2 separate regions of the Mus musculus genome follow, and region 1 is linked to region 2. A link is a loop called in an ENCODE intact Hi-C map of the cell type or tissue named here. Cell type or tissue: left cerebral cortex. All regions are shown on one strand. Each heading gives the region's core, and the rest is flanking DNA. Links, peaks and the distances in the headings are about the cores only. Region 1 overlaps Ptpn4 (protein tyrosine phosphatase, non-receptor type 4). Region 2 holds the start of Gm28209 (a long non-coding RNA gene).

Region 1 (15,180 bases), core at 4,148-12,147, 160 kb after region 2:
TCTAGTTTTTGACCTGATGTTTTCTTTACAGTGGCCTATCTCCTGCAGAAGCAGAATTTAATTACCTAAACGCGGCACGTACCTTAGAACTCTATGGAGTTGAATTTCACTATGCAAGGGTAAGTAAAGAAAAATAAACTTAGATGGTGTAAGGCTTCTTTCCTTGGTATCAAGGATTTTAAAATCTTTTTAGTATGTGTACAGTGCTGGGGTTATGGAACCAGGGCCTCAAGTATTTTTATACTTAGCCATAAACTCCAACTCCTCAAAATTTTAATTTCTTGAGAGAACTAGGTAACAAGATAATTTGTGCTTGCTGCTGACCTAGTTGCACTAAAAATTTCCCTTTGCCCTTTTGTTTTTGACACTGAGCTATCTCAGGGTCAAATTTTACTTGTAAATCCCATGTCTGCCTGTCATGTCTTTAAATCTATAGTCACTGCATTTTCATAGTGTAACTCTTTATCTGTTTGAAACATTTTTGATTTAGAGATTGTTATCCTCTGAGGTTTATTCGTGAAAGGTTGTCCATCATATGTAGTTATATTCCTTTTTGTGTTTTATCAAGATTTTTATATTTCTTAGAAGTACTGAAGTACAGCTATTTTCAGTAAAATTATAGTCATCACTTGAGTCAGCAGTGGAATTTTTATTCCCTTAGACACTTTCTTGAGCCTAATTAGGCTAATATTAGCCATAAAGGGGAATGTGATGGTTTGTACATTCTTGGACCAGGGAGTAGCATCATTTGGAGGTGTGGCCTTATTGGAATAGGTGTGACCTGCTTGGAGTAGGTGTGTCACTGTGGGTGTTAGCTTAAGATCCTCACCCTAGTTGCCTGGAAGTCAGTCTTCCACTAGCAGCCTTTGGATGAAGAGGTAGCACTCTCAGCTCTGCCTGTGCATGCCTGCCTGGGTGCTGCCATGCTCCTGCCTTGATGATAATGGACTGAAATGTAAGCCAACCCCAATTAAATGTTGTCCATATAAGAGTTGCCCTGGTCATGGTGTCTCTTCACAGCAATGGAAACCCTAACTAAGACAGGGAGTAAGAGCCACAATTTTCCTTAGTTAAATTATTTTGAACTTGCCTCAATACACAAACATGCATGTTCAATATCCACTGGGGAAGTATTCAAAGTTCTGTCCTACATTGCTTTTGTCACTCAGAGTTTCACCCAATCAAGTTCTAGGGAATGAGCTCTACCTTTTATGTTTCACAAAGCTATGTCTGTCTCATTTTTGCCCCCTTTTTTGAGACAGTGTTTCTTTGTATAGCTTTGGCAGTCCTAGAACTCACTTTGTAGACCAGGCTTGAGCTCACACATAAGTTTTAACTGGACATTTTAAAGCATAACCTAATTTTAAAATGTGGTTCTATCAGTTGTACAGTTTCCTCTTTAAAAGAAAAAAAAAAAAAACCTACTGCACAAACACCAATGGGAATATGTAAAAACCTAAGTTTAAAAATAATAAACCGCAAATATGAAAGGAGGGTGAAGAAACTTAAAAAAAAAAAAAAGAGGCAAAAAGTTAACGACAATTAAGGAATTACAAGATATCAATCTCTTGAGGAAAGCAGACTATCTGGAATACTAACAGTGGACAGACAAGTCTGTGACACAGGCCCTTAATCCAGTGCACATGAGGCAGAGGCAGGCAGATCTCTGAGCTCAAGCCTGGTCTACAAAGTTTTGATGTTTGCCTTTTTTTTTAATTAGGTATTTTCTTCATTTACATTTCAAATGCTATCCCAAAAGTCCCCCATACCCCCCCTCCACTCCCCTACCCACTTACTCCCACTTCCTGGCCCTGGTGTTCCCCTATACTAAGGCATATAAAGTTTGCAAGACCAAGGGGCCTCTCTTCCCAATGATGGCCAACTAGGCTTTTATGAGGCAATAACAAACTGTTAGGATTTATTATTAGGTACAATTAAATTTTGTGTTATCTTTGAAATGTGTTTTTTTTTAAAAATTAATCCTGTTTTAATTATTTTAGAGTGTCATGTATTTATTTATTTTGAAGGATCAAAGTAACAATGAAATCCTGATTGGAGTGATGTCAGGAGGAATTCTGATTTATAAGAACAGGGTACGGATGAATACTTTTCTGTGGTAAGGATTTCTACCAATACTTTTGTTTTTATCATAATCTTACTAAGTATAATAATTCATATAAAAGTAAACAGTCTTTAAACTGTTTTAGTTTTGTCAGCTTACTTGTGTGATACAATATATACTTTATTTTGCCCTCTGGGAACCTATCCAAAGACAGCAAGATAACTTATTTCAATTTGTTTTTTTTTTTTTTAAATCTAATTATTTTTATTTCATGTATGTTGCTGTTTTGACTGCATGTATGTCTCTGTGTGAGGGTTTTGGGTCCAGTGGAAATGGAGTTAAAAACAGTTGTGAGCAGGCCATATGGGTGCTGGGAATTGAACTCAGGTCCTCTAGAAGAACCATCAGTGCTCTTAACTCCTGAGCCATTTCTTCAGCCCTCAATATGGTTTCTTAAAAGTATTAGTTGACAGAAGCCATGTAGTGAAAGGCAATGGCAAGCAAGCGAGTGAGTTTCCTGGAAAAAGTTCACTGTTTTGCATGGCTGCAATGGGTACACTCTGGAGAGGCCCAGCCTCAGAGACTTCATCCCAGGTTTGCTTCTCCCTGCTGATATGCCTTTCCTGCTATTATTATATAGCCTAATGATCCTGGGCATCAGCCCACCCATTTGGGCAATTTCCTTCAGATCAGCATGAATTTATTCTGTAGATGAATTGATAAATTCCTGATTTGATTCCAATGATTTTAGGAAGAAAGTTTTAAGGAGATGGTTTTACTTGTTTTGCCAGAAAGATGCAATGATGTTAGAATCAAGAATAGAATATGCCCCTTCCTCATAGAATAGTAAGTAAGGCTGCATAATGAGTACAGGAGCCAGCAGGAACCATGACTGGGAGAGTGAGAATGAATATAGGGAAGGCAGAAAGAAGATGCAAGAGACAGAATATGGAAGAGCTGTTGGTTAATACCATGCCAACAAGCAAGAGTATTTTCTCAGTGTCTTTTAAAGGTAAGCAAGATAAACAATGACCACAAATGCTTATGTGGCAAGTCTATTATACATAGTATCTATATTTGACCATTTGAAGGCCATTTCCTTCAGACTTGTACAGTCTCTCAATGAGATATGAGTAAGTGGAGGAATTGGGCAGGCAAAATGCATGTCTTAATTAAAAATAAAGCAGAGGTCAGTAGACTCATTCATAATTAGTCACAAGCATGAAGTCACCGAAGGTTAATTCTGGATGTGCTCCCACATGCCCTACTTTTTCAGTCTATACAAGCCAAAGCTTTCTCAGCTATTGGCACAGAAACACTGCCTGTCTTAGGTGTCTCATCAAGATGCATGGACCTTACCCATCATTGGTACATGAATCCTAGCATTCATGCCCTGTCTGCTTCTGAAAGATTCTTACTAGTCTTTTTATCTATAAGAAGCACTTTATTAGTCACTGAGCAGAAAGAAAGCCTGTCTTAGGTTGCCATCTGAAAGCACAACACTTACCTGTCTTTGGTACACAAATAATCTTGTATATCTTGTATTTGTGGCCTGTCTTTGGTTGAGAAGGCTTTCAAGATGATCTACCCATCATTGACTACCAACTTCTGCTAGAGAAGGCTTTGGAGCTTGAATTTATGAAACTTTGCTTTGATATCTGTAAAATCTCTGATGATTCCTCTCAAAAGAACAGATAATAGACATGCCACAAAAAGGATCATAAAGCCAAGTCCTGGCAAGCCCAATAAGAGAGATATAAATGAGAACCATGAAGAAAAAATGGCCTGTAACTTTTAGAATATCATTTGCAATGCTAAACAAACACTTTGCAGTTCTTAAACTTACAACCTTCTTATATAGGGCTATTCAATCTAAAGAAATAATAGTATTATGCCATATACCTGCAGGTACTGTTTTACTCTGGTCCAGTTATGCTGACTCTTATTATACATTTTTGGATTCATACAAATTCTTAGATATTGAACAGGATGGGTTCTGACTTTGATTCCTTGTATCTCATCCCCTGTGATCTATATTATATCATATAATGTGCCAGTTCTTTGTTCTAGCTGATTTTCTAAATCCTAAATCCTCTTGTATGCTGAGGACATTGCTTACATTTTCTTCTTGATAATTAACAAAAGTAGCCATGTGCACCTCTTATGCTAGAGCTAGTATAAAAGTAGTAGCACTGGGTAACAAGTGTTATGAGAGCAACAACATTGGCAATGATCAGCCCAACCATACATTTGCTTCTTGCCAGAGCATGATCTAATTCTTCAAATATTTGTAAGCCTTTTTTAGAATAACAGGGTTCAGATAAATTTACAGGAATTGGAATAAAAACTGGTTGATGTACTACAAGTACAGATTGACCATCATACAGTGCAGAAACACAATTGGATAAAAGACAATAAAAATAAGAAACTTTGATCTCATCAGAGCCAATAACAAAGGTAACATTCCCAATTAGTAAAAGATTAGGATGTCACATCTACTTTAACCCCAGAACCTGTTGCATTTTTTATCCACAGCAAAAATAACATCATACAAGGCAGCTACAGTTTTCAAATATGTCCCTGAAAATGTCCAGAATCAGCCAGCCCTTCAGAGTGAGTCGGAAAAACTGGTCACTTAAAAGGAAAGAGGAGGGTCATTTTAACAACTTATCTATTTGATTGATTTTTTTTCAAAGTAGGTTCCACGGTCTCCTTGTTTTCTGTCCTGCAAGGTCTAAGAGCCTGAGACAAGGCAGCCTGTCAAGTCTGAGATAGAGGCTTTCCCATCTTAATGCTTTGTACTACAGTCTTAGAGATATATTTCTTCCTAGTCTGAGAGTCCACAGAAACAAATCCAACATTGGTACTATTTCTAGTAAAACAAATAGGTAGGCCCTCACCTAAAGCAGTGTAATTCACTAATTTGGAATACTTCTCACTCTCAGACTAAGGAAATCCTAACAACTGAATATTATATAGAAGTCACAAGCCTTTCTGGCCTTGAACATATAGAAGGAATATATGCCTAATGCTTCCTTATTTTCATCACCGGGACACTCATCAAGTTCTCAGTCAGCATCATTCTTTGTCCAACCATCAGCATGTCTCACCAGTTTCTCTGGCAACCACCTCACTTCTTCAGCATCTTGCAAAAAAACACAAACATGCCCTCTTCCCCATATTAATACTGGATCAGGATTATGCTATGTGACACTAAGCAGGACCTTCCATTTCAACTGAGCATAAGTATGCTGAGTTGTAGGGTGCTATAGATACTCATCAGCAGAGAGCCCCTTGGCATCCAAGGTCAAAAAATTATAAATAAAAGATTTGTGGTCAATGAGTATACAACTTCCTTTTTTTTTATGTTTTGTAGATGATTTTTTGAGTTCTTGGGCTCATTTTATAATTTTCTCTCCTTGGGGACATGCAAAATTATGTATATCATATATATTATAACTTATACTTTATAGATTGAACTCATTTAAATCAAATTTTAACATTTAATATTTAATGTATCATTTTTACTTAAGTATATTTAATATTTAATGCATATGATATATTTACTGTGTATACTATGTATTAATGTACGTAAATAACATTTAATGTACAGACATTATATTTAACATGTATAATTTAATTTTAATGTATATTTCTATTTAACATAGATTTTTATATATGCATGTGTGAACATGCATGTAATTATTATATACATGTTTCAATACATATAAGTTCTAACTTATATGATATATGTTAGCTTATATAATTTATATTTGGGGTCACCGGCTGTTTTGGATCAGAACAGGCAGATAGCAATACTTGTCTGGAGTCCATTTGATCTATGACAGGTGGGTCCAATTCTTAGGACTCTTGATTCCCTGAAGCTTATGTGAACTTTCATGTACAAAAGGATGTAAATTAATATTTACCATTCCATTGAATTTCATATTTTAGAAATATAGTTAACAGGTGCTTGTTAGAAAACAGGAGTAGACTCATGTCTTTGAGACCTAGTTAAAGCTATAGGCTTGCAACTATATATAAACAGATTGAACAGAGATGTTTTAGCAATATAGGAACATCGCTGTTTATATTCAGAAGACAACTGTTTCATTAACTTATCAGACCTCCACTGATCAATGTTAAATTTCTGAACTTTGAAATTACTATAGCATGTGGGAGAAATATGAATCATTTCCCTTTTTTTTTTCTTAAAATCATTTTTTACATCTCTATAGCTTGCATTTATATACCTTAAAACATCTTCTTAGTCCCTCCAACATTTATAACTTGATCTTATCAACTTTAAACATCTTTACCTGCATTTACCATCTTTAAACATTTTTACTTGTATTAATCAAGTTTAACCAGCTTTACCCTCATTTACCACCTTTAAACAACTTTACTTGAATTTACCAAATTTAAACATCTTTACTTGCATTTACCAACTTTAAACATCTTTCATCTGAAGGGTTTTTTATTTCTAACTCATCATCATTCAAGTTCTTTTATATCCTCTAACCTTTATCGCTTGCATTTATCAATCTCAAACGTTTTCCATAAACATTTTTTTTCTTAGACCATAGCTTGCTGGGTTGGATTATAACTCACCTATGTCTGCTGCTGAGCTCTGTTGTTGCCCCCTCTGCTGAGAAGGGAAGGGTGGAAGCTATCTCCTCCACCAGTGTCTGCCATTTTGCTTCCTCAGGAAACCAAAGACAGACCTTTAATAAAAAATCTAAAAAACTATGTAATTGCTGTTGCCCTAGTTTAGCGAAGCATATTGAGTATTTGGCACAAAGAGCATAAGGCCATTTCCCATCCCCCACTTGACTTTTACTTTTTATGAGCGTCCTTACTTTTTTCTGAGTTCTCTTTCTATTTTCCCTATGTCTTTTACTCCTGAGAAATACTCACTGCATCAGTTCCCTTTTCTTTTTCCGAGCACTCACTTTTTTTATGATGTCCTTCCCCTCCCCCCCCACCCCCCCATCGTCAAGCCTGATGCTGGCCTCCATTCTATAGGGGCCAGCTGGTCAGTCAACACAGGAACCACGACTGGGGGAGTTAGGATGAATATAGGAAAGGCCAAAAGAAGATGCAAGAGGCAGAATATGGGAGAGTTGCTGGTTAATACCACACCAGGCAAGCAACACAAAATGTGACCGATTCCAGGAAGAAAACAATGACTACAAATGTTTATGTGACAAGTTTATGGTATATAGTATCTGTTTCCTTCAGGTTAGGACAGTCTTTCAAGGACTTATGTGTAAGCAGAAGTAAAACACACAACTTAATTAAAAACAAAGTAAGTGGAGGAATTGGACAGGCTAAAATGCATGTCTTAATTAAAAACAAAGACAGATGTCAGCAGAGTCATTCATGATTAATCACAAGAAAGAAGTCAGCTCAAGTTAACTGTGGATGTGCTCCCCCAAAATAAGGAATGCAATGAGCTTTCATGAGAAGAGAAACAGACCTGGGACAAGTAATATGGAAAATTTATGCTTGGACTGGGGTCATTGCTGTGTTAATTTTGACTGTGTGGTTCTTAGGCCTGTGGAAATAGTTTGTGGGGTTAAGTGTGGAAGAGTTTAGGCATTTGGACTGGAAAACTCCAAAATTCTGTACACAGAACTTTATGGGTCATTGTGATGTAAGTTTTGAAGGCCAGAATGCAGAGAAGTGGAGAGTGGAGGTCTGGCTCATGATGGTTTAAAGAGGAACAAGGTCCATATGGGAAACTGGACTAGAGGCCTTTTCTATTCTAGCAACACAAAACAAACAAAAAACCTATCTGACTTTTATTTATCCCATGTCCTGAGAATTTAAGTTAGGCAAAATTCCCAAGGAATGGGCTAACTTATTTGGCAGAGGAAATTTGAAGGCAGTATAATTTCATACTCTGTGGCTTGCTGCTTACTCCTCCTCTTCAGGTTACAGTGACTAAAAGTAAAAAGTGGAGCAGAGAGATAAAAAATACGTAGGTTTTGAGGAAAGCAGTGTGAGCAAGTATAAAACTACATAAATGGCAAATTTAAAAGCAGCTGTAATCTTTAGAGATTTGTATCATTAAAGAGAAATCTTCACACTGACTCAATAGAAGTGGTATCCCAGAAACATTGAAGACTCCATCTTGTGAAAATGCAAATTCAGTTGGAAAAAAAAAACAAACCCTAAACTGAGAATATTACTCAAGGGGTTCCTTGCTCAAAAACAACTATTTTAAGAACTTGTTTCCCAGGTTCACCACACAGCCTGCAAGTGATGTCCATCCTGAGCTTGCAACACAACTTAATCACCTTTATACTCTACATACTTGTTTTGCAGTCCTTAAGACTTAGGATTGAGGAGGCCATGCTGTGTTATATAATGGTTCCAGGGATTTGCTAAGGCCAGACATGATGTGGGAGGTTTGGAGTCTCAGTGAGAAGGCAGGGAGAAGCTATTTCCTGAAGTTGTGAACATGAAATTCATGTTACAGTGGCAACCACAGGATTTTTTTTTGTGGACCAAGGGATGCCCACTGAAAGAATACTATAGGAAATGAAGAGTCTGTGTATGCTGCAGGCAGCATATCTAGAGAGGTCTGAGTGCCCGACAACATTTGAGTCCCAGAAGTCTCATATGTAGCTACAGGGTTTGACTGTTTTCCTTGCAGGATTTCTATCTTGCTTTGTTCTGATCTCTGGAATGGAACTATTAACTCTGTTCCACTGACTGAATGTAACTTGGTTTCTAAATGTACAGGTTTATGGATAAGGATTATCTGAGGCTTCAAAAGTTTTTCTCAGCAATTTGGAACTGTCAAAGACTATGGGAACACAGAAATAAATATTGGGCATGTCTGTCAAGGAGTTTCTACCTTGGGGTAATAGTGTTTTTCAACCTGTGAGTTGTGATCCCTTTGGCAAACCTCTATCTCCAAATATATTTACATTATAATTCATAAATAGCAAAGTTACAATTATGAAGTAACACAAAAATGATTTTATGGTTGGGGGAGTCACCACCATATGAGAAACTGTATTAAATGGTTGTGGAATTAGGAAGCTTGAGAACCACTGGGCTAATTACCTAGAAAGACTACTATAAATGGGGGCAGCCCAATTCCTTAGGCTGTATTCTTGAGCTAAATAAAAAAAGAAAGCTGAACACTAGCATTCATCTTTCTCATAGCTTCTCACATGCAGACACAGTGTGACCATTTGTTTTTGCCGCCATGACTTCCCTTCAATGATGGATTGTACCCCCAACCTGTGAGCCAGAATAAACCCTTCTTCCTTCTGTTTTTTTTCAGGTGTATTGTCATAGTAATAGAAAAGTAACTAAGAAATAAACCAGTCAGATTGGCACCTTGTAATCCTAGTACTTTTTTCTTAGAGATTTATACAGGAGAAACTGAGTTCACTTAAAAAAAAAGTTTGTTCATAAAATTCAGAGCTACAGTATAAGATAAAATAAAAATCCAATAAAAAATGTGCCCCAGTTGAGCAATTGAGAGGATAAGTTATAGAATATCTATCTACATGGTATAATTCTGCTCCGCATTAGAAAGAAATGGATGCTTGAAACACTAAAGCACACAGATCCTCCTCCTCCCAAATCACTATACTAAACCCAAAAGAACACATCTCTCTCTGTGAAATCCTAGGATACATATATTTTTAAAATTTGGAAACAGAAGGAAACTTTGCAAGATAAAATGATAAAACAATTACATGATGATTGTTCTGTGGTAGTTATGCAAGTGAACAGATTTTTAAAAAAAGTTTATTGTTCACCTAAAGTTGGTAAATTATATAAATACAAATTATAATCTCTAGAAAACCAATAAAACTAAGGATCATTTACTGTTTCATCTTACATTTTTGAAGTATTTCCTATGTAATTGTTATTGTGGCATGTTCAAGGACAAAAACATAATTCTTATCTGTAAGTACAGATAGGACACACAAACAGTAATTTTCTTTTTCTTTTATACTATTTATAAATGTCAGAATCATACATTATAATGTAATATAATAATTTAAATAATATAATTAAATATGCATATATATTAAAATGCCAGTGATAATTTTCTCTGTGTTTTCAAAGTTCTATATTATATAATTTTTACTTTTTTTAAACTGTTAATATAAAATGAAGATTCTGGCAATCTATGTACATTGCTATGCAAGCAGAAAAGAATATACTCTATGGAATATTGAACTGAATTTGAGATGGCTTTTATAGGATACAGAGAAGGTTTCTCAATTGGAAGGGGACTGAATTTTCAGGAATAACCTAGTATATATAGGGTATATGTGCTAGAAATCTTGATGCAGCATTTTATAGTTACACATACTAGAGGTGTGTTTAAAGTTGGGAAATAATACTCATATATCCAAGGCTTTATACAAGTTGGGTTTAAGAAAACCAAGCAATGAATGTTAACATTGAAAGATTATTTAGAAAATACTTTTAAATATTGTTTTCAATAATTAAATAGATGGGATTTAACATTGCTAGATGTATTAAGCCCATATCACTGTGTGCGATAAAAAATTTTTTCCCAACTATTCTCAACAGTACACAGTACAAAACTTATGCAAAGATGTTAAGATTGTAAAAGAGGAACAGAGAATTCAGCTTCCCAACCAGACATGTAAGGTGTTAACTATCTTGCTCCCACAACAAAGGCAAACCGAATAAAACCAGAAAATCAACAATCCTTGGGTTCTTCAAGAAGTTGGAGACACTGAGTAAACTCTTACTTTGAGAACTAGAGACAGGTGACTTGTAGAGAACTGACAGTTGGGACTGATTAAAAGGTGGATGACTGGTTACTAGGTGGCAGAATCTATACTGGTTTAAGAAAAAAACTTTTGGGTGTCCCATCTTCTGAGATTTTTCAAGCTTCATGAATTTAAGTTGCACTTTCCAATTCTCATGGTGAGACCTCAGGTTTATAGGCCAATGTGCCACTTTGACTTAATCATAAGATTAAGCGGCATTCCCCAGATCACATACTAAAGGCCCTGTCATATAAGGTCCTGTGTAATAACAGTATTACAACTGAAAAACTGCAAGGAAAGCAACCTAAAGAGGTGTAATTCCACCAGAGAACTCCTAGACCTGATAAACAGCTTCAGTGAAGCAGCTGGATACAAAATTAACTCAAACAAGTCAATGGCCTTTCTCTACACAAAGGATAAAACAGGCTGAGAAAGAAATTAGGGAAACACCCTTCTCTATAGGCACAAATAATATAAAATACCTTGGCGTGACTCAAACTAAGGAAGTGAAAGATCTGTATGATAAAAACTTCAAGTCTCTGAAGAAAGAAATTAAAGAAGATCTCAGGAGATGGAAAGATCTCCCATGCTCATGGATTGGCAGGATCAATATAGTAAAAATGGCTATCTTGCCAAAAGCTATCTACAGATTCAATGCAATCCCCATCAAAATTCCAACTCAATTCTTCAAGGAATTAGAAAGAGCAATGCCACAAACCCTTTGGGTCCCTTTGTCTGCGTGAACAGGGTCTCTAGTCGCAGGTGGGCAAAGCGTCAGCAGGTGACAAACAGACCAACAAGCGAGATTGTGTAGAATCTCAATGTATTGTGTCAGGTTGAACATCAAACTTTTTATACCAAAGAAATAATAAGAAACAAGGCAAAATACAATCCACCAAGTTACAGTGATGCAATACAAAAGGAATGTATACATCAAAAGAAGGTGGGGGGGGGCAGGCTGCTGCCCCAAAAGAAGGGAGCCAGGTGTAAACTAGTCTATTGTTAAACCCACCACCAGGAGTTCTGCACTAGCAGACCTTATCATGAATACTGCAATATCCCAACACTCTTATTTCCTGGGTCTACAGAAGAATATACCAACTTGCTTCTTAATGTGAAGCTATACCTAGCTGTAGAGAAGATCTCTGTCTCAGTGGGATTTCCTAGCTCTATTATTCCCTTGTTTGGGTGAGAGTTGCTACTGTCCTTGGTAAATATTTTGCAGACAAGCTCTGAGCTACTGGCTCCGTCTTTTGTAATGCTTAATTAATAACTGAATAGGTAACTTCCTTTCTGCATTCCTGCCAGATTTCAAGCTCAGATTTGAAGTTTGCAGGTTTCTGGGACCTTGCAACAATGGGGAGGCTTAACTATAACAGAATTTAATGTTAAAAGGCATTTATAATAAAATATTAAAAGAGAGCTCATGGATCCATACACCAGATTAACACGGGAATAGAGTATGAGTATGTGGGTAAATGAGAATGCAAAAACTCCAGGAGGTGAGCTTTCTTGAAATTCTTCCTCCTTGAGTGCTTACAGACTTCTTCAGCCTGTCAACCAGACCTGACCGGAGGGCGTGGCAGAGCAATCTGCAAATTCATCTGGAATAACAAAAAAACAAGGATAGCAAAAACTCTTCTCAAGGATAAGAGAACCTCTGGGGGAATCACCATGCCTGGCCTAAAGCTGTACTACAGAGCAATTGTGATAAAAACTGCATGGTACTGGTATAGTGACAGACAATAGACCAATGGAACAGAATTGAAGACCCAGAGATGAACCCACACACCTATGGTCACTTGATCTTTGACAAGGGAGCTAAAACCATCCAGTGGAGGAAAGACAGCATTTTCAACAAATGGTGCTGGCACAACTGGTTGTTATCGTGTAGAAGAATGCGAATTGATCCATTCCTATCTCCTTGTACTAAGGTCAAATCTAAGTGGATCAAGGAACTCCACATAAAACCAGAGACAGTGAAACTTATAGAGGAGAAAGTGGGGAAAAGCCTCGAAGATATGGGCACAGGGGAAAAATTCCTGAACAGAACAACAATGGACTGTGCTGTGAGATCAAGGATCGACAAATGGTACCTCATAAAAGTTGCAAAGCTTCTGTAAGGCAAAAGACACCATCAATAAGACAAAAAGGCCACCAACAGATTGGGAAAGGATCTTTACCTATCCTAAATCAGGGGATGGATATATATATATATATATATATATATATATATATATATATATCAAGAAAGTGGACTCCAAAAAATAACTCCATGAAAAAATGGGGCTCAGAACTAAACAATTCTTACCTGAGGAATACCGAATGGCTGAGAAGCACCTGAAAAAATGTTCAGCGTCCTTAATCATCAGGGAAATGCAAATCAAAACAACCTTGAGATTTTACCTCACACCAGTCAGAAAGGCTAAGATCAAAAATTCCGGTGACAGCAGATGCTGGTGAGGATGTGGGGAAAGAGGAACACTCCTCCATTGTTGGTGGGATTGCAAGCTTGTACAACCACTCTGGAAATCAGTCTGGCGGTTCCTCAGAAAATTGGACATAGTACTACTGGAGGATCCCGCAATACCTCTCTTTGGCATATATCCAGAAGATGTTCCAACTGGTTAGAAGGACACATGCTCCACTATGTTCAGAGCAGCCTTATTTATAATAGCCAGAAGCTGGAAAGAACCCAGATGCCCCTCAATAGAGGAATGGATACAGAAAGTGTGGTACATTTACACAATGGAGTACTACTCAGCTATAAAAAGAATGAATTCATGAAATTCCTAGGCAAATGGATGGACCTGGAGGGCATCATCCTGAGTAAGGTAACCCAATCACAAAAGAACTCACATGATATGTACTTACTGATAAGTGGATATTAGCCCAGAAACTTAGAATACCGAAGATATAAGATACAATTTGTAAAACACATGAAACTCAAGAAGAACAAAGACCAAAGTGTGGACACTTTGCCCCTTCTTAGAATTGGGAACAAAACACCCATGAAAGGAGTTACAGAGACAAAGTTTGGAGCTGAGACCAAAGGATGGACCATCTAGTAACTGCCATACCTGGGGATCCATCCCATAATCAGCCTCAAAACGCTGACACCATTGCATACACTAGCAAGATTTTGCTGAAAGGACCCTGATATAACTCACTCTTGTGAGGCTATGTCAGGGCCTAGCAAACACAGAAGTGGATGCTCACAGTCAGCTATTGGATGGAACACAGGGCCCCCAATGGAGGAGCTAGAGAAAGTACCCAAGGAGCTAAAGGCATCTGCAACCCTATAGGTGGAACAACAATACAAACTAACCAGTACCCCCAGGAGCTCATGTCTCTAGCTGTATATGTATATGTATCAGTGGAAAGAGAGGCCCATTTGTCCTGCAAATTTATATGCCTAAGTACAGGGGAACGCCAGAGCCAAGAAGTGGGAGTGGGGTTGGGGAGTGGGGGGAAGGCATGGGTGACTTTTGGGATAGCATTGGAAATGTAAATGAAGAAAATACCTAATAAAATAAAGGAAAAAAAAAGCCTAAAGATAGCAGGAGAACCAGGAATATGGGCACTAGAAGAATTTAAGCATAGCCCTTTGTCAAGGAAGTGTGAAGTTTCAGCTAAGGAATGTTCATCTGGATTCTTTCATTCAGTAAATTATATCTGGGCTCAATTGCAAATTTCTAGAGATTCAAATAAAGGGGAAAATTTTGAAAGAAGGAAAACACTGAAATACTAAATTTTTTTGTAGAGAAATAAAGTTTAAGAATTGCATGGCACTTTTCTTTAGAAAACCTACGACATATTTGCAATTGTTCAACGAAAAAGCCTTATCAATTTAGTTTATAGTTGTATTTTAGAAACAAGTGAAAACTAGATTTTCTCAAACAGGAATTAAAGGAATTAAAGCCTTTTTTGTGAGGAATGTTAAACTAAGTTCTTCAGAAAAAAACAGCAACCATCCTTAAAATTTAAAGAGGCAGATTATTAAAGTAGGTCTTAAAAGTTTGTTGTATAGTTGATATGCTTTATGAAATTCACTGTTAATATAATCAATGTTTGGAGTATGGTTATGGGACACATCATTACCCAGTCTAATTTTGAGCCATTTTCCTTACCTACAAAAATTTTATCTCTTGTCTTAACTCTTACCACCATCCCTAATCATATGTCTATTCTAGTTACTCTAAAGTGAGGTACTCTGTGTTTGGGTGGCTCGTTTAGCAAGTTTCAACATTCATGTAAAGAACATATATCTTTTTTTTTTATTGCTTATCTCTTAGTTACATACCTTTTTTTTTTTTTTTTTTTGCAACTCATTAGTTGTTT
Region 2 (15,180 bases), core at 4,124-12,123:
CTCATCCGTGACTTCCTGCAGTTATGGGCTGTAGCCCAGGACTGTAAGCCAAGTAACGACCCTAAAAGATGCTCTGCTCCGGGCATTTTATTACAGCCACAGAAATGAAAATGGGAACTGGGGACCAGGAAACAGCCCAACAGGAAGTAGACAGGATATAACCTTCAAAGGCTTACCCGGAGTGGCCAAGTCCTGCCTGCTGAACTCCCGTTCCTCAGGCTTCCATCTCTCAAAATAGTCCCACCGGCTCGGGGCAGTTAAGATACAGTTTCAGATCCAAGTCACAGCAGTGTCTGGGCTGTGAGAGTCATTTCAGTGTAACCTTTCCCAGGGGGCCATGCAACAGAGAGGCTGCTGCAACCAGACCTCTCAAGCCCAGCCTTCTCCCCTCTGGGTAAGGCAATTCAAAAGGGACCCACCGTCTTATGACCTTGCTTCTAGCGAATGCTGGAATCCTCTCTCAACCATTGTTCCTCAGGTCCAGACCTGCCCGGTTGGCGTCTGTCACACTGACTGTCCTGCCTGGTCCATGGGGGAAAGTATTTCAGTAATGAAGTCCAGATGCAGCCCCTGTAGGGGACAAGTGTGCAAATGTCCTGGGCAATAGCCAGCTCACAGGCTGTGAGAGTTCCCAGGAGCTGGCCCAAACTGCCTCACCCTGCCTTTGGTGCCCACTCCTGCTAACCCTGAGAAATCACTGCCTTCTCTCCACCCCCCAACTCCTGTTCTACCCATTTTTGAATGGCCTCCGGGGCTGTCCCTGCCAACCTAATGAATGTCAGACACCATCTGTTGCCTAAGCCCGTGGCAGCTGCTGGGAACATGCTTGCATACATATGAATTGATTTGGTTTGGCCTTGTGATAAGACCCTGAGATGAGCAAAGGAAGGATTTGCTAAGTTAATCAGGGGTCACATCAGCCTATGGGAGGCCTGACAACACAAGAGCAAGACCTCAGGGGTGGGGGGTAGTGGGAAAGAGGTGGGGCTGACACAGCCAAGGAGACCCAGTAAGCTGTGGACTCAGAAAGAAACTTTAAGTTGCAGTCTTGGCACCTGTGTGCCTATGAGAGGAACAGGCCGACATCTCTCTGACAAGGCCAAAGCTGAGGTGGGCCTCAGCAGAGGTGGCTCCTGACATTCCATGGAGATGACTTTTTCTCTCCTTATTCTGCCCAGCTCAACACTGGAACTTATCCCAGGAACAGTATTATAGCTACCAAACTGAGAGCTAGCCTATTTCCTCATCTAATTGCCACTAAAGTCCTCAAAAGGACAGGCAGGCATCTGGGCTGGGGACATGGCTCAGTGGCTAAAGTACTTGCTGTTCAGTTCTGAGAACCTGAGTTTGATTTCCTTCCATGATGTATGCTCCAGGCCTTGGACTCAGGTCAGGCATGGTGGCAAGACCTTTACTGCTGAGCCATCTTGCAGCCCTTTCCCCTTCTGCTTTGATAAAGGAGGTCACAGGGGCATAGGGGATGTAAAAATCATGTATTCCAGGAAGTTTGGTAAGGTAGAGCAGGTTGAGACCCGGAGACTGGTGGGCACACACCTGAGGCTCAGGCAACTTCCAGCTCCCTGCCAGACTCCTGGCCTGGAGCATGTGTCATGCTTCTCACATAAAAGAAACATGTCCTATGGTCACATAGGCCCAAGACAGAGTTCTCCTATTTAGTGAGGTACCTAGAGGCCTGTAGGGCTTAGCCAATGAGCTTCCCTTCCCAGACACTCCTCCTTGCAAAGGATATTTAATCTCAGGCCCACCCTGAGAACGTGGGTGTGATTTTACTCACCCATTTTCTGCCATAACACTAAACTGTTTAGAACCATGGACTGTCTCTTTTCATCAAGATCCATGGCGGGGAGCCACGAAGAAGGCCTTCACCTACAGAGCCGCAGCCTAATCTCTCATAGAAGGCCTCTCTGCTCTCCTAGTCACAACTGCCACCAAGCCTGCCTCTGCCAAGCTGAGGACAATCGCCCTGTGAGACAAGCTGGAGTTCCCCTTTCCTCCCCAGCCCCGAACTAGATGCTGCCACCAGCCCATGGACACCCGACTCCATTCTTTGCTCTCTGTGACTCCCAGTGTCACCTGGATGTCCAAGAATCTGAGAAACACAGGTCCCTGTCCTCTTTGCAGGCCCTAGTACCCCCATACCAGCTCTGGCTTTCCCACACCTCAGACTGCACTTTCCCACCCCTGGAGCAGTGCCTTGGAGTTTCTGAACAGCCTTGCACCTGCCCCGGTGCAGCATGGAATAAGTACAGTTAAACTCCCCATGTCCCGCCTCCCCAAGTGACCATATCCTGTGACAGGGTGGACATGGGCCTACAGGGTGACTCTGAAGGTGCCTTTCAAAGGATTACAATATAAGGGAAAACCATGGGTCTTAGTGCTGCACTAGACTCTAGAGGGTTGGGATGTGTCTTTTACTGTAAGTTGAATTTCTGGTGAGATTCCTAGAAAATCACAGGTTTGTAGCTAGAAACCGAGGAAAAGTCTTTCATACACGGGATGTAAGCACAGCTCCCAGCTGTCCTAAGGTCTTACCTGAAACATCTCTATAGGAGATGTAGCATCTCTGTCAGCAGCCCTCATAGCAGATGCTGACTGCCTCTCCGACAAACCAAAGACTTTGACCAAACTCCAGAGTGCAGAGTTCCCCCCACTTACACGTGGAGAAACTGAGGCACAGAGAGGGGTAACATGCCCAGAGGATCCTGCTGTAGAGCCAGATGTTTCTGTAGGAGTCCATGATCCCATATTTTTCCCTACCCTAGGCAGCTGCTGCAGCATTTTCAAGAGCACCGCTCAGGAATGGCTGAGTAACACAGTTCCTTAGCAGCCTAGTAATTGGGAGAATCCTGTTCTAGGAAGGCCAGCCTTCAAATTTCTCAGCACATGGGCCTTCAGAGCCTAGTGCTGGACGATATTGTAGAGCCTTTCCAAACTTATCAGAAAGCTGCAAAAACTATCTTCCTGCGATGGGAAGATGGCCCAGTGGTTAAAGCATTTGACCCAGGTTTGGATTCTCTAGAACCCGGGTAAATTCTGTGTGGACGTGGAGGCTGCCTGTAGTTCCAACCTTGGACAGAGGAGATAGAGATCCCCAGAGCAAGCTGGGGATGGAGACTAGCCTTATCAGTGGACTCTGGGATTGATTGAGAGACCCTGCCTCAATGAATAACACAGAGGAGTGAAGGAGGAAGATTGCTAGCATCAGCATCAGTCCTCCACGTGTACACATACACATTCAAACCTACACATGTGCAAACACATAAACACACGCGCACACGCGCGCGCGCACACACACACACAAAACTAAATTTAAAAACACCTCTTTTGCAAGCATTTAAGAATGTCGTTGTATCATCCTGTTAGGAATTTGAGCACTAAGGGACTGGGAAAGCTGATTCTTGCTTTTTCTAGCCCCTCCCCCCACCTTTCACACCCATGTCTTTGAGAAGCTGAAAGGCATGCGCAGATGTCAGGAGCTGCTCTCATCTGTGTGGTCACAGGCCCACCCCTCCGTTCCCATGGCAGCCTGGCACACACTGCCTGCACTTTTTTCCCCCCATACTGTAGTCTGTCTGGCAACTTGTCTGGCTCTCCCAACTGTGCTGTGAATGGCTGGCGGGCAAGGCTGGGCCAGTTTTCTACACCTGGCTGGGCACCTGGCCCAACATAGGTGTTCAGAGACCAGTGAATAGGAAGGTGCCCGTGGGAAAGATGGAGCAAGAGCTGAGAAGTAAGAGGACACACTGTGAACTGAGGCCTATGGACCAAGAGCATTTCTTGAGCACCTGCTGTATGCAAGTCGCCGTGCAGAACTCTGAGGAGACCAGCTTGTAAGACCCATATGCAGTTTCTAAACACTGAATGTAATTGGGGTTGTTTTTAAACTTAACGGCCCATGGGTGAGGTAAGTTGCATATAGCTTGTGGTGTATAGAATGTATGAGTGGGGTAGCAACACAGCCAGTGGCCTTGGGCCATGCAGCTCGCTCTACCCTAGCTAGCTATGTGGCCTTGATTTACACAAAAGGCTGGCTCTGTGCCCACTCTTTGCAGTGTTCAGCCCCAACCTGCAGCCTAGCATTGCTTCCTTTATTGAGTAAGAAGTATGTGGTGCCCCCAGTCTGCAGGTAGGCCCAGCCCTAGAGATAAATTAGGCCAGGGAAAGGGAGCAGAGGCTACGACCGCCTTATCTCAATGTCCACAGAGCATCCAGCAGGGTTAGGTCCAGGAGGCACGGGTCAGAGTGAAGAATGGGCTGCCTGCCATGGAACAGTGTCCACGAAGCTCAGCTGGGGACTGGGCAGACGGTTTCACAGCTAAACGCACTTGCTGCACGAGGATGAGAACCTGGGTTCAAATCCCAAGCCCCCATGTAGAAAGCTGGGAGTGGCAGCTGTAACTCCTGTGCTGCGGAGGGTAGAGACAGGAGGATTCCCCTGGGTAAAAACAAAGCTATCGCAGCTGTGAAGGACACCTGGGCAGATCCTTGAGGATCATAGTTGAGCCAAGGTGTGGCTAAGTAGGTGGCTGCTGGGTCACTGTCCACAGCACTGTGAGTTTTAGGGGGACTGGACCTGGGGAGAAACCCTGTTACTACTGTCCCTTTGTCCCTGACTCCCGTGACCACAGGACTTAGGCAGGGAGGTAGCACTTGACACAAAGCTGCTGCTATCAGTTACTTCCCACATTGCTGTGACTAAACGCCTGGCAAGAAGCACCTACAGGAAGAAAGGTTTGCTTTGGCTTATAGGCTGCCAGGAGGCCACGGCATTGGGAGCACGAGGCAGCTGGTCACATGGCATCTGAAGTCATGGACAAGAGCATGAACAGAAACTGGGTCAGGCCATAAGGTCACAAGGCCCAGTCTCAGTGGCCCACTTTCTCCAGTGAGTCTGCAACCCACAAACATTGTCTTAGTTTAGCTTTCATTGCTGTGAAGAGATACCATGACTGTGACAACTCTTATAAAGGACATTTCATTGAGACTGGCTTACAGTACAGAGGCAGGCAGATCTCTGAATTTGAGGCCAGCCTGGCCTTCCTCGACTTCCAGCAAGCCTGCTTCTTTCTGCTACTAAACACTCTCTTTACTAGAGACTCTTCCTCCCATGCTTCCTTGTTTCCTTGCTTTCTTTCTTTGATTTTTGCTTGTTTTGTTTTATTTTTCAAGACAGAGTTTCTCTGTGTCATCCTGGCTGACCTGTAACTCACTCTGTAGACCAGGCTGGCCTCAAATTCAGAGATCTGCCTGCCTCGGTCTTCGGAGAGCTGGGATTAAAGGCCGGCGCCGCCGCCTGGCTTAGAGTCTCTGGGACACTTAGATCCCTCTGTGCCTCATTGCTTCCTAGCAGCCCACGGGGTGTACGAGTGGCAGTCAGGATTGTGTTGCTGCCCTAACCTAGACAAGAAGGGGAGGGAGGCTCGGGGTGTCTTGTTGGGTGTCTTCCACTGGTGGCCATCACAGAATGGTTACTGACAAGATCAGAGGAAGCATATGTCACCTTTGGTTCTCTGTACCTTGTTGCCATCCTCAGCAGTTCAGTGGTGACAAGAGTAAATTGGCTCTCTTAGGAATGATCCCATGGAATAATTGCATGTAGAGTTGAGCGACTCTGGAGTTCAGGTCTGGCTTTCCTTTCTCAGATGCTTTGCCTCTCTCAGGATGCTCCCATCTCCATGCACCACCAAATGCAGGACATCCGACTCTCCTTTCTGCGTAGACAGCATGTCCTGCTCCAGGTCCATCCAGGTGCTCATGCCTTCAATAGCTCCTGCATCCTGGACTTTGGTGTTGGTAAGGATTGGTCCCGTTCTTTTCTGTTTAGGTACCAAAAATGTATATGAACATGTGTTTGCTTCCTCCTTACCACCTGTGGCATGGGGATATCTCCTTGAAGTAGTCTTTTAAAACTGTTCTCCTTTGCAGTAAGGAGATTAGCGTACCTAGAGTCCAAAGAAAAGCCTTCATTGTGAAATGAAGCTGTTCCATGGTATCTTTTAGAAAGCATGTGAGTGATGTTAAGGCCTAGGTAAAAGTTAAGGCCTAGGTGGATTTCCAAGTTCGAGGCCAACCTGGTCTACAGAGTGAGTTCCAGGACAGCCAGAGCTACACAGAGAAACCCTGTCTAGAAAAACCAAAAAAACAAAAACAAAAATAAAAACAAAACATGACTAATGCTGGCAAGGATAGGGGTAGAGGCACCTTTTATGCATAGCTAGTGGAAATATAAACAAGTTTACCACAACAGAAATCAATATGGAGGTTCCTCAAATAAGAAATAGAGCTGCCATATGGTTGAGCTGTTCCCTTCTTGGAAATAGAGCTGACGGCCTCTAAGTCACCAGACTTCACCCTTGCTCACCCTTGTTTGTTGCAATGCTATTCACTACAGCAGAGTTATGGAACCAGCCCAGGATGTCTGTTCATCAAGAGAAGAATGGATGCAGGACATGTTTCCATGGGAAGCAGCCAGCAGGGATGCGATGCTTCTGATTACAGCTAGACCTCACAGACTCTTTTCCCTGTTGCTGACAGTTGTACGAAAACCCAGCTCCCGGAGGATCGTGCGCCACCCGGTCTGCCTTAGAATGGAACGGTGCTTGTATTATCTACTTTTCCTTGTGCATATAGAGCGCATAGGGGCCTGCGGGTGTATGTCAGATGTCTTCTGCTCTCCACCTTGTCTGTCTGTCTGTCTGTCTGTCTGTCTGTCTGTCTGCTTGCTTGTTTGTTTGTCACACAGGGTCTCCCCCTGATCTCCGAAGCTCACTGATTGGCTACCCTGGCTGACCAATGAGCTCAAGGGATCTCTTTGCCTCTCAAGATGTGGCATGCATAGGACCTATTTTTCTCCCCCTGCCTGCCCCCCTTTTCCCTAGAACCTCATTCCTCAGAAAGGCGAACTTGAAGTAATTGTACGCAAGTTGCCACAACTTCTTGGTGAAGTTGGAGCTCCAAATAGAAATGTAAAATTCAGAGCAAAATAAAATTACTTTTGTTAGCACTTTGCCTAAGCTCCGCCCCACAGTTACCTGGCAACAGCTAGGTTGCCTGGCTTACTATAAAAGGGGCTGCTTGGTCCCCTCCTCGCCTCTTGCTCTTGCCTTCCTGCTCTGACTCTGTCCTCTTACCCCTCTTCCCATTCCCCATCCCCACATGCTCATAGTCAGCTTCTCTTCTCTCTTCTCTCCTCTCTCTCTCCTCTCTCTCTCTCTCTCTCTCTCTCTCTCTCTCTCTCTCTCTTTCTCTGCCTCTACTACCCTCTCAACTCCCCTCCCCATGCCCTGAATAAACTCTATTCTATACTATTCTAGTCGTGTGGCTGGTTCCTCAGGGGGAAGGGATGCCTCAGCATGGGCCCGCAGAGGCACCCCCTTCCCCTATACCTCACCACACATCCACCAAAACACATCCCCCCTCTCCTTATCTTTTAAAAAACAGAACAACTTTTCTTTTCACCAGAGTCAAGAGACAAATTGAGAGTAGCATGGGTCTGGGGGAAGGGCAGGGGCCTGGGCACTGCAGTGGTGGAAGACTTGAGTCTGAGTCAGATTGTTCTTGAGCCAGGGAACAGAAGATGTCTCAACCAGTGATGTGTTTGCCACACAAGCATAAAGAACCTAGTTTGGATACCCAGCACCCACTTAAAATGCCAGCTGTGGTGACACTAGTATTCATAGCTCTGAGGAGGTGAGACAGAAGGATCTCTGATCCTGGCTGGCCAGCCAGTCCAGCTGAGTCAGTAATCTCTGGGTTCAGAGCTCTAAAAAACAAAAAGAGATAACAAAAACATGCAAACAAAAACACAGAAGAACTGGGGAGATGGTTTGGTGGGTAAGGACACTTGTACAAACATGAGGACCTGGGTTTGCCTCCCCAGCACCAGTGTAAAAAGCAAGGCATGACTGTGGGTGCCTGTAACCCCAACATTGTGGGTGGGAGCAGATGGACCCCAGGAACATGCATCCATACACACATACACATACATGAATGTGTACACATGCAAGCAACATGTAATTTTAAAGTCTGTGCTATGTATGTCCATTTAAAACAGCTACAGACGCTGTTGCACTCCTGTTCTGTATTGTAGCGAGCTGAACCCAATGGACCTCAGAGGTTTATGGGGATTTTGTGGCAGGGAGGGACTTCTCAGAGTCTGAGTGCCCAGAATCCAGACAATCTGTGAATGCCAGCTGGCACAGGTTAATGCAGGTGTCCCTCTGGCCAGCAGGGGGCGCAAGTTCCCCGTGGCCCCGGGCCAGGCAGGCTCCCAGGAGTCTCTGGGTGGAGAAAGACAGCAAGAAGGCCTGAAGGCTGAGATTCTAGCATTTATTAATAACCCTCAAGGGGGAGTGCAAGTGTAACCACCCCCCACCAGGGTCAGCCCTAGCCCCAGCCCTGCGATGTCCTCCAGAGTCTTCCCCTGCTCTCCCCAAGCCTCTTCCTCATCTGTAATCTAGCAAAGGCCGGCAGGATTTCACGGCCATTATGGTTTTCCAAGGCCTCTTGGCCTGAGGGAGGCTTGGCCTCTGGTGTTTCTCAGGTTCTCCAAGCCTGTAAGCTATAGAGAGAACCCCATCAGTTAGGGCACAGGAAATGACAGATGTTGAAGAAGAATCATGATCCGAGAAATCAATCCAAATGTCCTCCATTACTAATGGAAATAAACAAATCGTAGACTCATCGTGTTGCGTGATGTTCTTTAACTGGTAAGAACTCTGTCTTGGGGCTGGGGGTGTGGCTCAGTTGGTAGAGTGCTTGTACAACATGACAAAGTCCTGGGTTCCATCTCCAGGACACATAACCAGCATGGCAGTGGTCATAGAACTGGAGGGGACGGGGCTGAGGGTGGGGGGATGGGATGAGAGGATCAGGTGTCCAAGGTCACACATGGCTTCCTTTTTGCTAATTTAATATTAGTTTCTTAATTTTTTAAAGATTTATTTATTTACTCTATGTATTTGAGTACACTGTAGCTGTCTTCAGACACACCAGAAGAGGGCTTCAGATTCTGTTAAAGATGGTTGTGAGCCACCATGTGGTTGCTGGGATTTGAACTCAGGACCTGTGGAAGAACAGTCAGTGCTCTTAACCGCTGAGCCATCTCTCCAGCCCCATACTTGGCTTCTTAAGGAAGCAGCCCCTGGGATATGTGAAACCCTGTCTCAAGGAAAAGCTGTCTCAGTGCTGGGGTCGGTACCAGCGTCTGCTGTTGTGGGTCCCTGGATGATGTGACTCTCCTTGACTTTGCCTCTTAGGTTCTGCATCTGTACCGCCCCATGCCTGGTGTCTAGAATGGCCTGATGCTCCATGAAGAGGGACGCGGCTGAGGGAGAGGAGAGTGTCGACATCACATTCAAATTTAGAAAGTGTTTGGAAGGAACAGTCTAAAAATGCTTGCCTGGAAGGGGAAAAATGCTCTGACAAAAAGCAAAAACGAGACATACTGGACCCTTGCTCCATTTAGACATCAGTGCGTATACCCATAGAACTGTAGTCTTAAGATTCATAATATCATAAATCTATGAGATGGTGCATCTTATAAGAAGAGGAGAGGAGGAGGGCAGGAGGGGAGGGATATACAGAAGAGGAAGGCAGCTAGATAAAGTAGGCCACATGAGCTCAGATGGCCTGGATTTTCCTCAGCCAGACTCTCACCCAGCTTAGAACTGGAGGAGGTAGCATTTCTTAGAATCTGTGCTCTCTGACTGAATTCCTCAGTTTATCCACTCATAGAATGGGCTGACGAATACAATCATTGTGTTCTCTGTGATGCCAGATGGAGCTCAGTGTGTGTGTGTGTGTGTGTGTGTGTGTGTGTGTGTGACTAACCCTGTGTCCAGGTCATTATAGGACTCACCAAGTGTGAACTTCCCTTCCTGTCCCCTAAGTCACATTGATGTGGGAAAGTCTCTGCTCTAGCTGTGAGCTAAAGAAGGGAGGGAGGGAGGGAGGGAGGGAGGGAGGAAGGAAGGAAGGAAGGAAGGAAGGAAGGAAGGAAGGAAGGAAGGAAGGAGAAAGAGAGCAGGCAGGCAGGCGGGCTTTGAGACAAAAGCCTTGTACTGTGCCTGTTTTTTCCCTGACACTTCGTAAGCAGTTGAAAGGTAGTGAATGGACAGGTGAGTGTTCTGCCTCTGCCCAGCTCCTCTCTGTCACTATGTGTGTCCAACCTCAGCCTGTGGACCACATGTGACCCAGGGCTAAGGAGAGCTACAAAAACTGCTCAACATAAACTCTCACTTCCCCTAAACAAGAGATTGTTTGAGATTTCCCCAAGGATTGCACAGCGAGCACTTTACCAACAGAGGGACCGCCCGAGCTACAGAGACTCTTCAGTCTGCTTAGAGTTGGCCACGTGTGCATGTGAGTGTGTGTGTATATATCTATTTATTACCTTGGCCACAAGACATAGCCTGATGTGGGGAATGTCGTATTCTAGGAACAAGCACTAGTGTTATAAGAGTAGAAGTCCACAGAGAGTCGCTCACCACAGTCCCGTTAGGGTATGTCCCCTGTACCTGCCCCCTTACTATGTATCTCTAGCTTGGAGTCTTGCTCCATAGACCAGGCTGGCCTCGAACTCACAGTCATCTCCCTGCTTCTGCCTTCCAAGCGCTGGAAGTAAAGGCTCTCACACCCAGTTCCCATGTTTATATGTCTTCTGGGGAGAGGATCAGGTGCATGTGAGTCCACAGGCCAGAAGACAGCACCGAAACCCCAGAAGCTGGAGTTATAGGCAGCTGCAAACTGCCCATGGTGAACTCTGTAATGCAAACTTGGGTCCTCTCCATGAGGCACAAATGCTCTTAACCACTGAGCCATCCCTCCAGCCCCATGGTCTCCACTCAGGTGGCTACCCACTGGCCCACATCCATTCTGCACACATCTCTTCCTCTGCTTCCTCTGCTCTGTGCCACAGAGGGCATGCTGGGTCTCAGTCGCCAACTTCCTTACACCCACCCTCTCCTCCCCCTTGTCGTTGATTACATTTGTGTTTGGGTAGTTGTTTTGTTTTGTTAGTTTGCTTGGAGCAACAATTATGTACTCAGCTGAACACACCCCATCCTGGGCTGGACCGTGGTCCTGTGGCTACAGAGTTGTGCAGCCACTGTGGCTGGCTGGCCTCTTTGTTCTGGAAGGATCACATTGCCCAAGGACTTTCATCTGTATCTCCTTGGCCTAAACTTGATCACAAGGTCCCTGGTAACTTCAAGAGTACCAAGGAAGCAAGCCTTTTTTAGCTGCCGGGTAGGTACACTGTCGACCTGAACAAAGTCTCTGTTTTATTCATAGGAACACTGAGAAAATGGATTTGGGGTAGGTCACCAGCAGGACCACTGTGGGAAATGAGGCCAAATCTCCCCAGGCTTTCAGAGCTGATGGCTCTGGGCAACAGCCGTTGACTCACTCTGGGTTCTCACTGACAGGCCATATTGACACAGTACAGCCCTTGCTTTATTTGCCAGAGAGGACTGACTGATCTAAAAGTGCTGGCTGCTGTCAAACAGTGCTGAAGGTAGTGCCTCTGCCCCAAGAGCTGCACTGTTCAAGGCTCTCCACGAGATGTAAGGAGTCTCCATGGTGACCTCAGGCAATGGGATGCCATGGGCAAAGTGCTTTATGAGTGAGAGCTCTAAGAGGCATGCATGGGGTGGAGGTCTGGCTTAGTGGGTACAATGCCTGTTTAACATTCGAAAAGCCCTGGGTTGGAGTCCCAGCACCACACATTAAGCAGGCTGTGGAATGGGGCCTGAGAAGCAATACCAGCAAAAATGGAAGTCAGACACCATAGGTAGTATCCCCACTGTCACTGAGGTACTGCACACCCAGAATGCCTACTTGTGTACCCACTCAGTGACCCCACCCCTGGCTCGAGGGCAGGGCTCCAGGGCAGCACCTTCTGGCTCTGCCCTCAGTCCCAGGCCAGCAGTGACAATCTCAACTCTGAGTTCTTTGTTTGGCTTCCGGTCTCCATCCACTGTGTAACCAGAATTCTGCCTCCTAGGCTGTGTGCTTTAAATATCTCCCGGCGGTTTCTCCTCTGGGGTAGATCCTGACTCATGCAGACAGCACAGTAAACTCCCAACACCCATCACTTAGATGCAACAACGGGTGCCGCTCTTGCTTCGTCTATTTTTATTTTTTGTGGGGAAAAATTCCCAACCACCCTGGCTCTGCCGAACGGTTTCAGCATGTGCCTCTCAACACAAAGATGCCTTCTCACTTACATAATTCATGTGTGAAGTCCCTCATACCTGTGTTCAAGCAGCATACGTTCCTTACGAGTGTCTAATAGCCAGCCTATAGTCACAGGCACTCAAATATTCCAAAGGTGCCTACATCACATAGGTTTATTAGGATCTGTGTTTAAGCAAGATCCACACTGTCTGGTAGGTATGTCTCTTGCCTGTCTTTTCTTCAGGCTAGGAAGGAACTCAGAGCTCTGTGAAGGCTAGTCTTCAGTGTCTTAATCTTTGCTTCTCCATCAGCAAGTATCAAGCATCATTGTGTACATGGCACACTCTTATTGCTACCATAACCACACCATACACCACACACACACACACACACACACAGATACATGTTTTTAAAAAATTAAAAATACACCTATAGACTATGTTCTATAACTATGTCTGTGTCTAACAGACACTCTGTGATGAGGTCTATTTTGAGAGTATTACTATTAACTAATGATTGGTGATTTCTAGCTAAAACTCTTGCCCCACACCTCAGTCCCTTTGAATTTATCACCACAAGTACCGGAAGCTTTTGACGGTTACTGATAATCTTAGAGAATATCACCATGTACCATACCTGTAACCCATCAAGACAGAAAGCAAACTGGTCATCACCAGAGGCTAGAGGAGAGGGAAGCCTCTGATGGCTTCATAGGGTGAGAAGAGCGGGTGAGGAAAGGCCTTGGAACACGGTGAGACAGGGGATTGCCCCACACTACGAATGTCCCAAATGCCACTGAATCATTTGCTCTCAAGTGGCAAATTTCATGTCGTGTGGATTTTACCCAGTAAAAAATAAATAAGTGCACTCCACTTAACCAGTTTCAACCAACTCAGATCTGCTAGAATGAACCATGCCCTGGCCTTACCACTGTTTCAGACCATATGAGCAGAAGACAAAGTTCTTCTTGAGGAATTGAAATATCAGGGAGTGTTTGGGGGACATGTCTCCTCAATCTGGGGAGTCAGTGTTGGAGAACCCCCTTCGGATGATGTAAGCCTTTCAGAAGTCTGTCCTTCGATTGGAGATGGCCATCCGAAGGAAGGGGTCTTCAGGCGAGCAGTTCACATGCCTAGCGTGTGTCTGGAACTTTAGGGGCTCTGTATATCATAGGCTGTTCCATAGCACGTCCCATACAAAGGGCCTTCCACTGTCAGCAGGTGCGGAGGAAGGCCAGAGGAAGAACTCCAGAAACGTTGTCCTCTGGAGATTTAGATATTTAGATACCTGACATAGAGGGACCCATAAAACCCAGGGAGAGGAGCCTCAAGTGTCCCCTGAAGATATTCACGTTCTTCCTCTACCTCTCCTCAAAATCCCTACAGGAAAGGAAAGGTGCCAAAAGAGTAAGCAGAGCGCTGGGGAGCGGCTCCAGTCAGAAGAGTGGATTCCAGTCAGAAGAGCGCTTGCTTATATTTGATTTTGCAGAAATCACATTAAAAAGCTGCGTGTGGTGGTGCAAGTACTTGTAATCTCAGAGCTGGGAAAGTCGAAACGCACAGCTAGACAGTCTCGGCATAGCAAAAGGCTCAAGCGAAAGACGCTGTCTGAAAAACAACAAAAAAAAGTGAGGCTGCCGAGGTGCTCGTGGATGACGGCACTTGCAGATAAGCATGACGATATGGATTTGATCTCTGGAACGCACCAAGTGGAACAAGAGCACCAACGCCCTCGAGCTGTCCTCTGACATCACAGTGGGCTGAGCACTTCCCCATTCCCACACAACAAACAAATACATGTAATTTAAAAAAGAAAAAGAAAACAAGCTGGAAAGCACCTAAGGAACAACATTGGAGGTAGATGACTGGTTTCCAGAGATGGACGCACATACCCACGCACGCATGCACGCACGCACACACGCACATGCAGCACGCACAGAAAGATTGACAAGCAGCTCCATGATCCTCCTGCCAGTCTCTTGGATAAGGGCAGGCTGGTGCTAGGCAGGCGGTGGTGTTAGGTCCCGTCCAACCTACAAGTCCTGGACCATAATGGAGGGGCTTTTAGATTCTGGAAATAACCAGAAAGTCGTGTTTTCCACTAAATAGATTGTTAAAGATTGTGAACAGGAGATTTTATATTGATCCTCAAAACGACGACACAGCACGGGGCAGAGAAGGACAGAATCTTTTCATGCTTGTACCTCACAGAGAAAACAAATACAATTGCTTAGTTTCTTTTCTACAAAATGTGTTTGGTCATGCTTTTCTGTTGAGTACTGGAAATGTTCAGTGGAGTAATACTTGAAAAATCACCAACACTTAGGCACCAAAGAAAATGTAGACTAGGGGCTAGGAATGTGGCTCAGTTGGTAGAATCCTTGCCTAACCTGCGGTGTCTCAGGTTCAGTTCCCAGCACCACGTAAAACAGGCATGGAGGTGCAGGCCTGTAATTCCAACACAACGGTAAGAATATTACCACCATTAGCAAGAGACCAAGGGTTAATTGGTCAAATGTGATAACCCACTGGCAGATAATTACGTACAGTAAGTTAGCATGCGCAGAGCTTAAAAACTCACCGGAAGGGCTGGTGAGAAGACTGTGGAAAAGGAGCTTGCTGTCAAGCCTGTAGCCTGAGTTTTATACCTGCGACCTGACCTGCGGGGTTTCAAACCTGGGCTGAGGAACCTACTTACCATATCAAAGAGGAGCTGGCTGCCAGATTCTCCCAGCATCCCTCAGCCTCTTATTACACTTGGCTTGGGTACCCTGCTCCCTACTCTAAATTTCTCCAGCCCAGGGGCTGAGCTGCCCTTCCCCAGCTGCCCCTTCCTTATGTAACCCAACCATTTGGTTAACCCATTCTTTTCTGGGTCTCTGGCTATTGTAGCTGGCTCCCCCCCTTCTCCCCCCTCTCCCACCCTTAATATGGTTCAGGATCCTGTTCACTCTGGAATCTTCCAGATGTGTCTGCCTCTGGC

What was found. Hi-C counts contacts between places; a loop is a spot of excess contacts. Peaks named below come from ENCODE experiments on the same cell type or tissue, not always from the same donor. Only the 100,000 strongest peaks of a DNase experiment are listed, where the experiment ranks them.
Region 1: it touches region 2 in a loop (1.8-fold over the local background); 2 of 42 quality-filtered maps call a loop at or near these places.

What each region holds. Positions count from the first base shown.
Region 1 is chr1:119,728,291-119,743,470 of GRCm38, reverse strand. Ptpn4 (protein tyrosine phosphatase, non-receptor type 4) reads left to right here. Exons shown (of 27, transcript NM_019933.2): 9 at 32-119; 10 at 2,028-2,116. Among named protein-coding and RNA genes, the nearest start is that of Epb41l5, 87 kb to the right of the region's middle. In left cerebral cortex, for the core only: no CTCF peak of the experiment used is centred there; DNase peaks (open chromatin) are centred at 8,056 and 8,492; H3K27ac peaks cover 1,460 bases.
Region 2 is chr1:119,888,269-119,903,448 of GRCm38, reverse strand. Gm28209 (a long non-coding RNA gene) reads right to left here and starts at 859. Exons shown (of 3, transcript XR_003948701.1): 1 at 177-859. It also overlaps the pseudogene Gm3551. In left cerebral cortex, for the core only: CTCF peaks have their summits at 8,240 (motif pointing right) and 10,329; DNase peaks (open chromatin) are centred at 10,348, 11,358, 11,656, 12,112 and 6 more places; H3K27ac peaks cover 2,937 bases.